Regions from separate parts of the Mus musculus genome. Here region 1 is linked to region 2. The links are chromatin loops, found by intact Hi-C in ENCODE. Cell type or tissue: gastrocnemius. All regions are shown on one strand.

What was found. A loop is a pair of places that touch in the nucleus more often than their neighbours do. Peaks named below come from ENCODE experiments on the same cell type or tissue, not always from the same donor. Only the 100,000 strongest peaks of a DNase experiment are listed, where the experiment ranks them.
Region 1: it touches region 2 in a loop (5-fold over the local background); 18 of 42 quality-filtered maps call a loop at or near these places.

Annotation. Positions count from the first base shown.
Region 1 is chr8:80,769,625-80,777,624 of GRCm38, reverse strand. Gab1 (growth factor receptor bound protein 2-associated protein 1) reads left to right here. Exons shown (of 10, transcript NM_021356.2): 7 at 2,598-2,691; 8 at 2,952-3,075; 9 at 7,852-7,974. It also overlaps the pseudogene Gm7997. Among named protein-coding and RNA genes, the nearest start is that of Smarca5, 34 kb to the right of the region's middle. In gastrocnemius, a CTCF peak has its summit at 4,691; no DNase peak of the experiment used is centred here; H3K4me3 peaks cover 403 bases; H3K27ac peaks cover 1,944 bases.
Region 2 is chr8:80,987,704-80,995,703 of GRCm38, reverse strand. Usp38 (ubiquitin specific peptidase 38) reads left to right here. Exons shown (of 10, transcript NM_027554.2): 5 at 1-22; 6 at 2,315-2,508; 7 at 5,604-5,697. Among named protein-coding and RNA genes, the nearest start is that of Usp38, 23 kb to the left of the region's middle. In gastrocnemius, a CTCF peak has its summit at 3,558 (motif pointing right); a DNase peak (open chromatin) is centred at 3,555.

The sequences.
Region 1 (8,000 bases), 220 kb after region 2:
TAGAGAGTCCGGCTTCACACTCAGAGATCCACCTGCCTCTGCCTCCCAAGTGCTGAGATCAAAAGCTGTGCCCCTCCTACCCAGCAAGCTTCACGGTTTCTCGTAGATGAGGTCATTGTGCACGGGAGTTGTCAGGGCTGTGCTCAAAGGCTCTCGTCTCCCCAGATAACCTGCTCCTTCTATTTTACTCTCAGTTAAAAGTTCTTTCTTCATTGACATGTTCAGACTAGATGCAACTGCGCAGAGGAGCCGGGCTCTTCCTATACCACCCTGAGGATTGAACCTCAGGCCCCCTGGGCTGACCCTGCTAGTAGTGCAGCTGGTTTGGACATGTGGTTCATTAAGCACTGGACAGCAATTGCAGGCAGGAATATGAAGCTAAAGAAATGTGAGAAACCACACCAAGAGAGCAGCCATTACTTAACACCAAACATAAAGATAAAATTTGGTGACTACAGCCCGACATAGTGGCTCACTGCTTTAATTAACTCTGGCACTGAGGAGGCAGAGGCAGGAAGATCTTTGAGTCTCAGGCCAGCCAGGCCTGTGTAGGGAGACCCTGTCTCAACAAACAAACAAACAAACAAACAAAAGATTTGGAGAATACTAAGGAGAAAAAATCAGGAGGGATGTGAAGCCATTGTGGGCCCTTCTGAAAAAGTTTGTGGGAGAGGCAATTTGCAAACTGATAACCCCAGGAACAGTTTGTGATGGTTGTGTACTAGACACTCCATGTGCCAGTGCTCTGTGGTGTTCCCACGGGTCACGTCCCAGCCACAGCCGTGTCCACAGAGCAGCAGCAGCAGCAGCAGCAGCAGCTTCACATCTAAGAACAGACGCGCTAAGAAGCCTCTTTCTGCTCGCCCTGGTTTGACTGACTCAGTGTGTGACCACTGAGGTCTAAGGTCAGAGGCTGACCTGGAGAACTCGGAACTGAGCTCCGGAGGACAAGCCACCTGGCTTCCCTGCAGGACCATGTTAGAGCCAGGGGACGCCTCACCTGCCCCTCCCATTCTGCCTTTCCCATTGTCTTGTTGTCTGACATGTTAGAAGACACACTAACATGGCCCATGTGCTTCCTTCCTTTCCTCAAGGAAGGAAAAGCAAGCAGCTGCTTGTCCCTTTAGCCAGCCCTCTCTCGTCCCCTGTGCCTGTGACGCTGTAGCATGCCATTCCCTGCATTCTGGTGCACTGAGCATGAATTGTGTCTAGCGAGACTGGATGTCTTTCGCTAACAAGTTTTTGTTTATGCTTTTAATATGTCACATTTCTGCACACGACTCTGTTTCTTTTATTGTTTGTTTGTGTAACAGAATCCATTTTCCAATTTAAAAATAACATTTTTAATAAGAGAGTCTTCTTTTTACCAATTAGGTCAGAGTCCTAAAATTTTAAGACCCAAACCCCATGGTTTAGAGCGAACTGATTCACAAACCATAGGTGACTTTGCTACAAGAAGAAAGGGTATGTACCTATGTGGGGCACTGGGATTTTATTTATTTTTATGGTTTTTTTTTTTCTTCAGATAAAAAGAAGGAGAGCTTATGTAGGGCTGCTATTGCCAGCCGTCCCTGTGTGATAGTTATAAGAGAGCACATCTGGAGATGGAGGTGCGCAGCAGGCCTGCGTCCTCACTGCACGGGGATTATCTGATAGTGTGTGCCCTCAGTCAGGCTTGGCTCCCTCCCTCCATCCTCCTTACCTTTCCAGGCAGTAACTCATTGTTTCCCTTCTGCTTCTGGGCTGCTGTGAGCCCAGGTTGTCTCCTGTCTTTGTATATGTATATGTTGTTTTCTGTTGTGAAATAGAATAAGAAATAATTTCAGTGTTTTTACTATGGCATGGCTTAGAAAATGACAGCTAAACTCTTATTCACCTTTTTAAGTTTTTGTTTTGTTTGTTTGTTTGTTTGTTTTTAAAAAGGGAACATGAAGAAAAGTCCCCTTTCTTCAGCCCAGGATGCTGTATGTGTCTGTTTTAAGGATACAGATGGGAAAGCTCTTAACTCAAGATTTCTAACTCTATCTTTACTCTGCTTGAGCTGTGAGCCTATGTGATCTGCAGCTTTGAAACGAGAACTTTGTGCCCCTGTGCTGTTGATAAGATAGTTGATTATGATTACATATTTTTGAACCCAAAGTAAGAAAACCTAGGAGGTTTTGTTTTGTTGTTTTTTATGATTCTTTTGGTTTGGGGTGTAGCAACGATTTTAGTGCTTTCTACACATCATTTTACATATGAAAAACTATACTGAGGCTTCAATAGTGGGGACCATGTCTGACACAGATGAAGATGAGATTCATAAAACAATTCATTAATGCGAGCAGTGCCCAGAGGAGCTTTAAAGGGGCATACTTTACGTTGTCGTTTAATTTATATTTACAGGTAGAGGTTAGACCTTGAGCTGAGTCAAGCAGTATCGTTGTGTTGAAGCCATATATAGTAGGAGCAGTAGTAGAGGTTAGACCTTTCGTTGCTGAGCGTTAGACTCTGTGTAAGACGATGTCTGCCTACCAAGTGTGAATTGCAGCATTGAGGGGGCCTTGTTTATTTTGTGAAGTTCTGTCCACTCACACCGTCCCTCCCTTTCTTTGCAGTCAAGCCGGCACCTTTAGACATAAAACCTCTGTCAGAATGGGAAGAGCTGCAAGCCCCAGTCAGATCTCCCATCACCAGGAGCTTCGCTCGGGAGTAAGTGTTCTACTGAAAACGCACAGTTGGAGTGGCAAGACAATGAAAATTGTTTATTTCAAGAGAGATGGGTTGAAAAAGAATCTAGAGAAAGCCCAAAGTCAAGAGTATCTTCATTTGTCATAATAAAAATGCCCGATATGTAACTGTAAACTAATGACCATTGCAGAAAGAGCATGTTGGAGATTGCTTTTATATGGGTGGGTATGTGGGGTGATTTGACACCTGTTCCGTTAGGTTCATGATGTCACTTTCTCTAGCTCCTCTAGGTTTCCCATGTCCCCTCGGCCTGATTCTGTGCACAGTACGACATCGAGCAGCGACTCTCATGACAGTGAAGAGAACTATGTCCCCATGAATCCAAATCTGTCTGGCGAAGACCCGGTATGTGCAGGCCTCGTGTTCATTTCTCTACCTGAGCTGCCCTTTGAAGCGAGTTCAGCTTAAAGTGTTCTATCTGTACACATTTACCCTCCCGTCTTTCTTCCTATCCTTGAAAAAACAATGAAATAATTTTTAAGTGATGCTTTCTTACGTACTGTCAAAGTCTCAGACCAGCTGGGATCAAACTGTTCTGTTTGTACAGTTGGAAATCAGTGAAAACATGAAGGTTTTCATTACAGCTTTCTGTAGCTTGTAGCAAGTTCCCGAGGCAATCAACTTATAAAGACAGAGAAGGTGTCCGTGACTTGGAGTGTTAGGAGTGTCTGTGATTGCTCAGTGTTGTCACTTTGGGCCAGTGGTGACACATGGTTGTGGCTAGTGGCACAGCAAAGCTATTGGCCTTATGACCTATAGTGAAGTGAGACAAGGAGCTTGCTTGATATGATATGTTCAAAGAAATATGAGGTGATAAATTTTCAAAATTCCACATAAGCAAACTGGCCGACACTGGGGCCAGAGAGCACGTGCTGCTCTTACTGGAGTTCAGCTTCCAGTACACTGCAGATGGTTCACTGCAGCACCTCTACCCAGGGCATCGGGTAACGTCTGCTGTGTGCCAGGTACAGCTGAAAAGTCAACTGTCCCCTCTGCAGCTTCCCGTGCCACCACGACTCTGACCCTCCCAGCCCTGCATTAGATTGTCAAGCAAGCTTCATCAGAGCTCTTCACTCTTGGAACACGGTGTGTTGATGGAATGCCATGGAAGTTCACAGGGCTAACATGCTCTTGGACTTATTAAATCAGTGTAAACAAAATTAATAGTCTTAGAAAAGCTAGGACAGACTCATTACCACATCTGATTTGTGTGTAAAGGTCAAGTCACACGTCCACCAAGTGAACTCTAACTAGATGGCCTAAATTTTAGCCATGGTCCAGCACTTCTGCCATAACTGTCCCTAGGGAATAACAGAAGCATCACTCAGTTTTCTATATGTAAGAATTTTAGAAAACCTAGCACTATTGTTTGTTTTTTTCCTTGATATACAGAATATCTAGAACAGTCTCTGAATCTTAAAAGTTTCTCTAAAAACTGTGTGGAAAACACTGGGTGACAGGCTACTGTAGAGTCTAACAGCTGGGTTTCAGCCCTACTTTAAGATGAAAAAGAAGTCCAGTTCTGCTGATAATTAGACAGAGTTCAGTGAGAAATGCTGACAGATTCTCTTGGGGAACAGCTGGCTGCAGTTGACTGTGCCAGGTCCTAGGGATTTATGCCTTGCTTTTATGACTTTATAATATTGTAAAAATTGTCCCAGCCAGCGCAAGGTAGGGCATGGGTGTGTTTGCAGTTGTCACCTTTAGACACAAAGTGTTACCCTCACCCCAAGCTGAGAGTGAAAGATGGTGTCCTTCAGAGGACAAAAAGATTGTTATTGCACATTTCAGGGTTCCTTTCTCATAACCTAGGAAAGGGGCGAGGGGTGCCAGCCATTTTAACTGGGCATCCAGATGTTCCTGAATTCTTGTGAGCTGCGCCATTGGTCTGAAAGTTCTTGCCAAAGTCTGTTTCTGTTTCTCTACATCAAGCTTGTTTGTTCTTACTTGTTAGTGCTGCCCTCTATCTTCCTGGTTGTGCTACATGATTCTAGAGAGTTTTATCATATGCTTCTTAGAGGAAGAATGGCATCAGACTAAGAGAAAACAGAAAAGTTACTGGAAGGACCGCAGTCATGATCCACATCCTTTAGTTAATGTACTCCAAATTCATTCTTCTCTAAATACCTAAAAGTTAAATGTGGATCTTTAATTCTTTATTAATTTTTTTAAGATTTATTTATTATTGTATGTAAGTACACTGTAGCTGGTATCAGATTTCATTATGGATGGTTGTGAGCCACCATGTGGTTGCTGGGATTTGAACTCAGGACCTTCAGAAAAACAGTCAGTGCTCTTAACCACTGAGCCATCTCTCCAGACCCTTTATTAAATTTTTAATGCAATATGTTTTGGCCGGGCAGTGGTGGCACACATGTTTGAACCCAAAACTTGGGAGGCAGAGGCAGGTGGATTTCTGAGTTCGAGGCCAGCCTGGTCTACAGAGTGAGTTCCAGGACAGCCAGGGCTACACAGAGAAACCCTGTCTCGAAAAAACCAAAGAAATACATACATACATATATATATATATATATATATATATATATATATATATATATATATATATATGTCATATTCTTTCCCCTCCCCTCCCTTTGAAAGCAAGAAATATGAGGATCCTTCACTATAATAATGTAACTGGGTACATACATATATGGTTTTCTTTTGTTTTGCTTTGTTTTGAGATATGAAGTTGCAGTTGTTAACCTAGGACAGTCCTTTTTCACTGTTCAAGGTTTATTTGGTGTTTTCATTGGCATGACATTTAAGTGGTTGGTTCCATCACCCATATGCAGATCTTACATTTCACATAATATTGCAGTGCACACTACAGACACATATAATACATAAAATATCCTGTAGAATATTTATGCAAAGTTATACATAATGGACGTACACACTGGAGCCAGGTTATGACTAACTGGGAACTCGTTGGCCTAGGCATGCTTGGTGAGGGTGCACAGGGCAGCAATGCAGAAGGCTCGCAGGGTAATCAAAGCCTGCACAGTTGGCAGTGTGTCTCGGAGACAGTGGGACTGTCACACTAACCAGGTTACCACTACACAAGTACCACTTGGCAGCAGGGCAGAGCTGTGGGAACTGAGATGTTTCCCCACACCACCTCAACATCATTGTACTAACCACAGCTCAGATGAGAAGGGTGTGGTCTCCATAGAATCCCTGCTGCAGCCTGGACAGTGAAGTGCGAGGACACTGGGAAGACTTTAGAACTGCAGCTCCTTCTCGATTCCCCAGAGGGTGTCTGCACTCTTCTTCAGGCGGGTCTCTTCCTCAGGAGTCAATGTCACCTTCACAACATCTGAGATTCCATTTTGTCCCAAGATACTTGGGACACTGAGGAAAACGTCATCATTGATTCCATAGAGACCTTTAATCATGGTGGAAATGGGATGCACCCGCCTAAGGTTCTTCGTTATGCTCTTGGCCAAGTCTGCCACAGAGAGGCCAATGGTCCAGGATGTGTAACCTCTCAGCTTGATCGTCGTATATGCACTGTCCACCACCTGCTTTTGAGCCTCCTTCCACTGCTCCTTAAAACAGTCTGTATCAGTGCCCAGTTCTGGGTTCAGAGACTTCAGGGAGACGCCAGCAACGTTCACACCACTCCACACAGGGACACTGGAGTTGCCATGTTCTCCCAGGACCCAGCTGTGACAGCTCAGAGGGTGAACCCCCAGCCTTTCTCCCATCAGGTAACGGAACCGAACTGAACCCAGATGGCAACCACTTCCAATAACTCGACTTTTGAGACAGCCACTGATTTTCCGAGCCACTTAGGTCAAAATATCCAAAGGATTTGAGACAATCAGCAGCGTGCAGTGTGGACTGTACTTGACAATGTTGGGAAGGATGAACTTGAAGATGTTCACGTTTCGCTGGACCAGATTAAGTCAGCTCTCTCCTTCTTGCTGACGGCCCCTGCTGTGATGACCAGCTTGGAGTTTGCAGTCACACAGTTGTCTTTGCTGGAGACCGTTTTTGGTGTTTTAAGGAAGAGGTTGCCACGCTGGAGATCCATCATCTCTCCCTTTAGCTTGTCTTCCATGACATCCGCCAAGTCCTTCATTAAGATACGGATGGCACAAGCCATGCCAACAGCACCAACCCCAACAACTCTAATCTTGTTCTGGGGGACCTGTTCTTCCTTAAGATCCACAGTCAGCTGGTCTTTGAGGGTTGCCATCTTGGACTTTGAATCTTTTGAGACCGCTAGAGCACGATGGGGGGTGATGGGCAAGCAGCAGCGTGGCCTGGGCTCAGCGACAGTGGCTCCAGCACCAGCCTAGGACAGTCTTGAACTTGTAATTCTCCTTCATCATCGGCTTCCGGATATCGGAATTACAAGTGCGCTTTCACACCCAGACCTGCATGGTTTTAAGAATGAGAGCTTTTGCAGCTGTCTGTGACTTGATGTCTAAGACTTTTTTTTATTATTACTCTTTACATAATTCTGAGTGTGTGTGTGTGTGTGTGTGTGTGTGTGTGTGTGTGTGTGTGTGCATCTTGGTTAGGGTTTCTATTGCTCTGAAGAGACACCATGACCACGGCAACTCATATAAAGGAAAACATTCCATTGGGGCTGGTTTATAGTTCAGAGGTTCAATCCATTATCACCTTGGTGGGAAGCATGGCAGCATCCAGGAAGGCCTGGTGCCTGAGAAGGAGCTGAGCATTCTGCTTCTGAGAGGGCAGGCAACAGAAGTGAATGTCTGAGCCGGAGGCAGACTTGAGCTTCTGAGACCTGAAAGAGACCTCAAGTGACACACCCATTCCAACAAGGCCTCACCTCCTAATGGCGCCACTCTCAATGTGCCAATGGGGGGACCATTTTCTTTCAGAGCCTCGCAGTTTGTTTCTGCGAAGGGTTACTTACCTGTGCAAACATGAGTAAAGTTATTTACTTGAGTAAGGGACAGTTACCAGTGGCTACAGCACTCAGGCTGAGTATTAGTTTAACTAAATTTAACTTCAGAGCCCAGGAGTTCAAGACCATTTTTGAACAAGGTAGTGACCCTCCCCATCCCCCAGGGGGAACAAGAGAGGGTGGGAGAAGAGGGCATCTCCTGAGTGTCTGCCCACTGTTCGCTGTTCTGTTTTCAGAATCTCTTTGCCAGCAACAGCCTTGATGGGGGAAGCAGCCCGATGAATAAACCCAAAGGAGACAAACAAGTCGAATACCTGGATTTAGACCTAGATTCTGGGAAGTCCACGCCACCACGGAAGGTAAGTGAGCCCGTGTTCTCTAGATA
Region 2 (8,000 bases):
GCCTATTCTGGAGGCAGTAAAGGTATGATGGCTTTTTGTACCAGACTTGGTGAGCGACATATGATATAAGGAACAAATTTGGTAAAATGTATTCCTTTACTGTAATGAGCTGTTTTTAAGGTGGTAGTTTCATTAATGTCAGGGCATAATCTCTTATTTGCTATCGCCATGCTAGATCAATAACCACATTTCTTAATTATGTTGTGTCATCAAGTAAAAGGTGTCACTTTAAATTTATGAGCTGTTAAAGAAATTGGTTGGTGAGGGAATTCTGCACTAGATGCATGCAGACATCAGTTCTGCTTCAGTGTCAGACATGGGCAACAATTAGTCCATCTTCTTAGAAGCAAGGCAATGCTCAATTCCCTCCTGTTTTGATTGTTCTGTGTGTACACTTTATGGATGTCTATATTTTTTAGAAATTCTATTTAAATTATGTTACCTGATTTTCAAGTTTATAAAAGATAGGTTCTAAAAAGGTGGTGAATCTGTGTTGAGGAGTGGATGACTGCAAATTCAGAGCCTAGCCAAGAACTTGGAGAGCTAAACTCAGGCTTAGTCAGAAGTTACTAGATATCAATTCTAATCATGATATTAATATAGCAAATACAATATATAGGCCTCATTGCCTTACTAATGTATATAAGATAAATTAAGGACAAGCTGTTTTTGCATCTGTTCAGCTAACTGAAACTAAGAACTAGGCCTGGGTCACAAGGCAGTTAGGCCTGTGTGTAGCTGGTATGACACTGCCCTTTCAGAAGTAAACGGTACACAGAAGCATTTGCTATGGACTTGAGAGATTGTTACTGCCTTCCCTCATTGCTGCCATGTCTATTGACTGACATTCTTCTGTCTTCCAGTACTCAGAAACAAAGGGCTTACTTCTTAGCCCAAGGAAAGTATTTTCAAGTAGCTGTCAGCAGCAAAAACAAACAAGATAAAAGCAGCTGAAAATGCCATCTCAAAGTGTCAGTCCTCTGTGGGGTAAACAGTAGATGGCGACCTTGGTGACCTAGGGTTCTGTTGCTGTGAAGAGATACCATGGCTACAGCAACTATCCTAAAGGAAAATATTTAATTGGGAATGGCATACAGTTCAGAGGTCTAGTTCATTATCATCCTGGTGGAAAACAGGGCTGCATACAGGTAGACATAGTGCTGGAAAAGGAGCTGGGAGTTCTACATCTGGATCAGCAGGCAGCAGGAAGAGCCCTGTCTTGAGCATGAGACTTCAGAGCCTACCTCTAGTGACATACCTCCAAAGCCACGTCTATTCCAACAAGGCCACACCTAATAGTCCCCCTCCCTATGGTCCAAGGGAGTAGGGGTGGCATTTTCTTTCAAACCACCACACTTGGTCTAGAAAAGCTAATCATTTAAGCATAAATGATTTTTCCAGCATCTCTTATTGCCCATTGTTCTGCTGGGGCGTGAAATCATTTGCACTTAGATTTTTATTTCCTTATTTCCTGCTTTACTACGTAAGAGGACTGTGTGTAGTAGTAATTTTCTAGATGGCAACCATGAGATTGAGTTTGACTTTTCACAGTCGGATCATTATGTATTCCCTTTTCGTCCTGACTGTAGGCTGCCATTTCTAAGGGCTGGTACTGGGTACACCAGAGTCATGCTCTGTTTTCATCATAGAATTTGAATACAAGTAATTGACATGCAACTTGAACTCATTGTTCCATTGGCTTTTAAAGTATTTTAAGACAAGCATGATATTTTGTGCCTGTGATCTCAGCACTTGGGATACTGGGGCAGGAGAATTACTGTGAGTTCCTGGCCAGCTTAGGCTATTGAGATTTTTGCCTCAAAAATTTTAAATCTCTTAACAAGATTCTGGAAGGCATTTGTCCCCATGGCTATTTTGTGGATGCTGTGATAAGTGACTCAGAGGAAGGGTTCCTGTGGCTTACAATCCAAGGGCCTTTTCCATCACTGTATCGAGTCATGGTAACAGGAGCAGCTCTCAGCTGTAATGAGAGTTGTCCATCCCTGAGCAGAGAAGGACAGACAGCCCACATTCAGGGTGAGTCTACTTCTACTTAACCCTCTCTAGAGACAACCTCACGTACATACCCAAAATGACCTCCTTGTTTTTCAATAAAGTCAACCATTAAAATTAGCTCTCCCCTGTAGTGTGATGTTTTAAAGGCTGACTGTATGTTCTCTGTCATGTACAGAATGAGTGAGAGCAAAGACAGCTCAAATGTCAGTAGGGAAGTCCCACATTGTGGTGTTGAGTTGTTTAAATAAAAAAATAGTTTTCTCTTTACTTTTTAAACTTTCTTTTCTTTATGATCTAGGACTTTCCTAAGCCCAGTGAAGAAAAGATTAAGCTGATTCTCAATCAAAGCGCCTGGACTTCTCAATCCAATGCTTTGGCATCTTGCTTGTCTAGACTTTCTGGAAAATCTGAAACTGGAAAAACTGGTCTTATTAACCTGGGAAACACGTGTTACATGAACAGTGTTTTACAAGCATTGTTTATGGCTACAGAGTAAGTTTAAATGTGAACTTTCTGATTTGAAGTAGAAGTGAGTGAGTAGGTGCTGAGGAGATGGGAGGAGGAGAGAATCGTCCCTGCTCCCGTGTAAGCAGCGTAAGTGTTCACAGTGCCATCACTTGCCTCAGTTAAAAATGAAACTGCTCTTAATGCCTAGGAACAGTGAAATGCCAGCGTTTCTGATTCTGACGAATTAGCTTGTACATTGTACTTACAATGCCACTGTTTGATTTGTAATCAGTATGACTTGATGTTTTTGTAATGTAACCAAAGGGATTGGCTGAGCCTACTCCAAAAAGTTTATGTGCCCTACACTACTGATGACTGGTGTGTTTTACCCTGTTTCCTTGCCTCTACTGTCCTACTGTATTTTTTTTTAATTCATATATCATAATTTTTTTTTTGCTTTTAGGAAACCTAAGCTTTGATTCCATGCCAAGATGTTGGTTCCTGAACAGATAGGCATTCCTGTGAATTTTCTTTCAAGCCCCTTTTCTTTTGAATGCAACAAACCTGAAATCAGTCCTTAGCTGAGTGACATCCTTGTGCTGGAGACACATCTGCTAGGGTGCCTGCTGCTAGTGCAGCGCCTGCCTGTGCATGACCCCAGCACCTCATAAAGCCAGGCTTGCTGTTGCGCATCTGTAATCTCAGCACTTGGGATAAAGCAGAAAGACCTTTATGGTGATTCGTGTCTACATGATGTGTGTAAGGCTAGCGAAGACTACATGAGGCTCTGTCGTGTCTCCCCTCCCCCCCCAAAAAAAATTGTCCTTGAAGATACAAAATAATTGTCAACTTTTCCTTAAATCGTGCCAATTGAGCTGACCCAAAGATGGAAGCTGTTAGAACTTAAACACTGTTAGGTGTGGGCTCAGCTTTAGGGTTTTGTTGTTTGTCCCAGGCTATGAAACCCAAGTGCCTGGGCTTCCATTCAGTTTTCTTGTTGCTTAGTTTGTATTTGACAACTTGTTTTAAGACAAAGGGATACTCTTAGACACACGTGGTATTAAATGTAAGACTGAAGAGTCCATAGCTCACCACCAGAGGTCACCTTGCTAGCTATGTCATCTTACGGAAAGTAGTGACCTAAGCACTTGTAACTACAGAGTGTTGTGGCAGCCAGTAATGCTATCTCAAAACAGGGAGATCTCTTAAGAAATACATGAATTATTTTCCTTGGTTTAAAAAAATCAAACTTGTAAAAACCAAGATGCATACATTCTCAAACATATCCGCTATGTGCATTGTTTGAGAACTTTTTTGTATAGTTATCTAATACAAAACAGTTGCATATAATTAATGTATGTGTACACACATCTGGAAGGAGCCCTGTTGAAATTTTTCTTGTCAGTCACTTGACATGGTGTTTATCTTTTTTCTTTAAATGTGTTTGTTAGTGCTGGGTGGAGACACGCATGCATCCTATGACGTGTGTGTAGAAGCTGGAAGAAAACTGTAGTCCGTTCTCTCCTTCCACCTTGCCACGGGTTCCTGACTAGAGCTCGGGTCATCAGGCTCTCATGGCAGGCACCTTTCCCAGCAAGCCACCTTGCCAGCCTGACATTTGCTTACCTATATTTTTGGTAAATATCAGTGTTTTGCTCATAGTTAGCATTTCTCTAACCATGCACAGATGAGACTTTCCTTGACTAGGCTATGCCAAATTATTTTCCCTTAAAACACTACGGGGGGCGGGGGAGAGGTGCGGAATGTTCACCCTTGTAGATGCGCTTAGAGTGCACAGGCTGATGTCAGGATAGCTTCCTCAATCACTTCTTGACCTTATGGCTCCTCGTGGAGCCTGGAGTGACAGAGGAGAAGCACCTTGCCCAGCTTTCACATGAGGGCTGGAGACATGAGGTTACCCAGGGACCATCTCCCTAACCCAAATTTGACCTTTTATACCAATATATGCTTGTACCTGTGACCCTATACCTCTGACAGCACTTGATTCAATCAATCAGTCTTAGATTTTTCACAATTTAGCAAATGTTATTCCTGTTTTCTTATTTTAGGAAAATTAGGTCTTAACCATAGTAGCCTCAAATTCATGATCCTCCTGCCACAGCGCTCTGAGTATTGCAGACTACAGATTCACCCCAGATTACAGGCATATGCCACCATACCTGGCTTGTAGCACACCCCTTTTATCTCTGAGAAAGAGAAAGAAATTCAAGAGCATACTGAGGCTGTAGGATCCCCTAGAACTGGAGTTACAGGTGGCTGTGACATGGGTGACATGGGTGCTAGGAACCAAACTCCGAGCCTTCTCTATGGCAGGATGACTTTGTTTTTACTTTGTCTATGCTGAGGTTTTTCCTGAGTGTCTGTACCCCACTTTAGGGCCTGGTGCTGTAGAAGCCACAAGAGGGTGTCCAAGCCACTAAAACTAGAGTTACAGCAGATACTTGTGTCTTGTGGGTGCAAGAGCAGCCAGTACTCTTAACTGCTGACCACCTCTCTAGCCATACTCCTTCTCTTTTTAAAATCATCCTAAGTTCATGATGTGTTTTGATGGAAGAATATTTTTTACTTTTGAAATAATCAACTTTAAGTTGATTTTTATAAGTTAAATTAATATTTAGCCAATTTATATTTGCTGACCCAGAAAATAGAACTATGACAGCATCCATACCAGGCCATGTAACAAGAGCCCATTCATTTATTGTCACCCCGCCATCTTTATGATATAAGTCTACAGACAGACACATAGGTAAACATCAGCATAGACAGATGTAAAAGCGAAGTCATGGTGCCAGAGAGAAGGCTGGGAGTTTGGTTCCCAGCACCCATGACAGGCAGCCCACTCCAGCTCCAGGGGACCCTACAAGCATCTAGAAGCACTTGAAGTAAAAGGAGTATGCTAGAAGCCAGGTGTGGTGGCATACACCTGTGATCCAGCACTCAGGAAGTGGAGGGAGAATATGAGTACTCAACAAAGTGTGCTAGTAACTGTTAGTAAGGGGCTGCCCTACACATCAGGTAACACTGAGGATAACCATTCTTAAACTAGCTTCCTTTGAGCTTCTTTATAAAAAGTGCGTAAGTGTATAGATAACATTATATTATTTTATATTCTTTTTCAGGTTCAGAAGACAAGTATTATCTTTAAATCTAAATGGGTGTAATTCGTTAATGAAAAAATTACAACATCTTTTTGCTTTTTTGGCTCATACACAAGTGAGTATTTATGTGTGTAATATGTACATATTAACTGCATGATCATGTTCTTTAAACTATATATCATCATGAGTCTTTTTAACTGGTGGAATTGTGTGTCATGTGTCTTGTCCAAAATAAAGATCCACTTGCAAGTGCTCAGGGACTCTGCCTGGACACCTAGAACTCTTGTCTCTTCTCCCTGCTTCCCTTCCCTGCAGAGGATTATCATGCTAACCAGCTACACATCAAGTCTACTTTCCTGATAATAAAGAATTTCCTTCATGAAAAAAACTTTAAAGCTAGGCTTAATGTCCTACACCTGTCACTCCAGCATTCAAAAGACTGAGGCAGGACTCTGAGTTCAGGGCCTGTCTGGGCTATGTAGCATGCTCCTATCTCAAAGAGACAAGAGGGGAGGGATGAAAGAAAGGACTGAAAAGAATGGACTGTGGCTGGGATTTTGTTTTGTTTTGTTTTGTTGGTTTACAGAGACTGAATATATTGATATAATAGTGAACACAAAATAATTATGGTCTAGGCTTTTTTCTCTGTAGTCCTTTTGTTAATGGTTTTGTTTTACAAGACAATGTTTCTCTGTGTAGCCCTGGCTGTCTTATAACTCCATTTGTAGACCAAGCTCACAGAGATTTGCCAGCCCCTGCCTCCCAGGTGTTGGGATTAAAGGTGTGCGCTACCACACTCAGCTTTTCTTTATTTTCTTTTAGGTATTCTTTTATTGTACTTACATATCTTTATAGATCATTGTTCATCTCTTAAGCTCTTGAACTTAAAACTTTGTGGTGTTCTTTTATATCCACAAATTAATTCAGTAAAGTCAACTTGAGGCAGGGTCTATAGGTCCTTTAGTTAAGTTCATTGAACAGACATGTTCAGAGGTTCTGTGTATAGTCTGGTAAGAATCAAGCGGGGATCTTGCTCTCAAAGAACTTCTAGCTAAGGCTCAAACATACATAAATGTAGGTATGTTGCTCACATAAAGCATACATCATTATTTTTCTGGTTCACTCTAATTGCCACTGTCTCACAGTCTGACCATGGTCGGGAAATGACAGTCTTTAGAACTGAAATAAATTTCTTAAATGGAAAGAATTGAGAGCAAGTTTGAGATGACTGTAGTGGCTTAGAGTTGATGATACACTCAGAGGATATGATTCACCTGGAGAAATATGTTAACAAATTAACATCAGGACCCAGGGGAATAAAAACTGCCTCTGAGCCAGGTGTGGTGGCACACTTCTGCATTGCCAGTATTCCAGAGGTGGGGGCAAGAGGCTCAGACACAAGTCTCAAGCCAGTCATAATACTACAAAAGCAGCGTTAGACCATAGCCAAAACCAAACAACACCAAAACCTCTCTCCCCTCTCCTGTTGTTTTCTACTAATTTACTGAATTAATTTTTATTCTATACTTCGTACATAAACATGTGTGTGCATCTGTGTAGATATGTATACTTTATTTATTTACTAAATCAGAGATATTAGGAAAGAAACCCTTCAGGAGGTTTCCATGCTTTCGAGAACCAAGAAAGGCACTGTCACTTTATGCCACAAATATTTCAAATACAGAGAGAATCCACATTTTCAGTTTAACCAGGTCTTTTTTTATGTCTGTTCATTTTCGTTTTGTGAGAATACCTAAGATTTGAGCACGCATGACCCAGGTTCATTATCAACTGCCTTTGAATTTCTGAAAGAAAGGGGCATGGAGAAAAAAAAAACAGAAAGTAAAGAAAGCAAGCAAGCAGAGAGAAATAAAGAGAATGAGAGATTATCAAAGTCCTTACCAGCATGTTCCCATCCACACTTGAGGCAGGTGTATGTATAAGTCCACATGTATGACTTATGACAGAAATTTTCAGCAAAGTAAATATGTGTGGTTCCTATTGCACACACAATACACACATCATTTGCATTCATTAACATCATTCTCACACTCCGTTTTTTTAAAAAGATTTAGGGACTCAAAGCCATGTGTGTCAGAGAGGGATAAAAGCAGGGACCCTATAGCAGGAGTTAGAGACACCTGAGTCCTGTGGTAGTCACCCGTGTCCACTTGGTGGTTCCATCTGAGCAGGTCCCATGGCTATGACTAATGGTTGCTTAATGTAAAAGTTGCCTCTGCGCCAGGCGTGGTGGCGCACGCCTTTAATCCCAGCACTCAGGAGGCAGAGGCAGGCGGATTTCTGAGTTCAAGGCCAGCCTGGTATACAAAGTAAGCTCCAAGACAGCCAGAGCTACACAGAGAAACCCTGTCTCGGGGGGGGGAAAAAAAAAGTTGCCTCTGCCTTTGCTTTGTACCC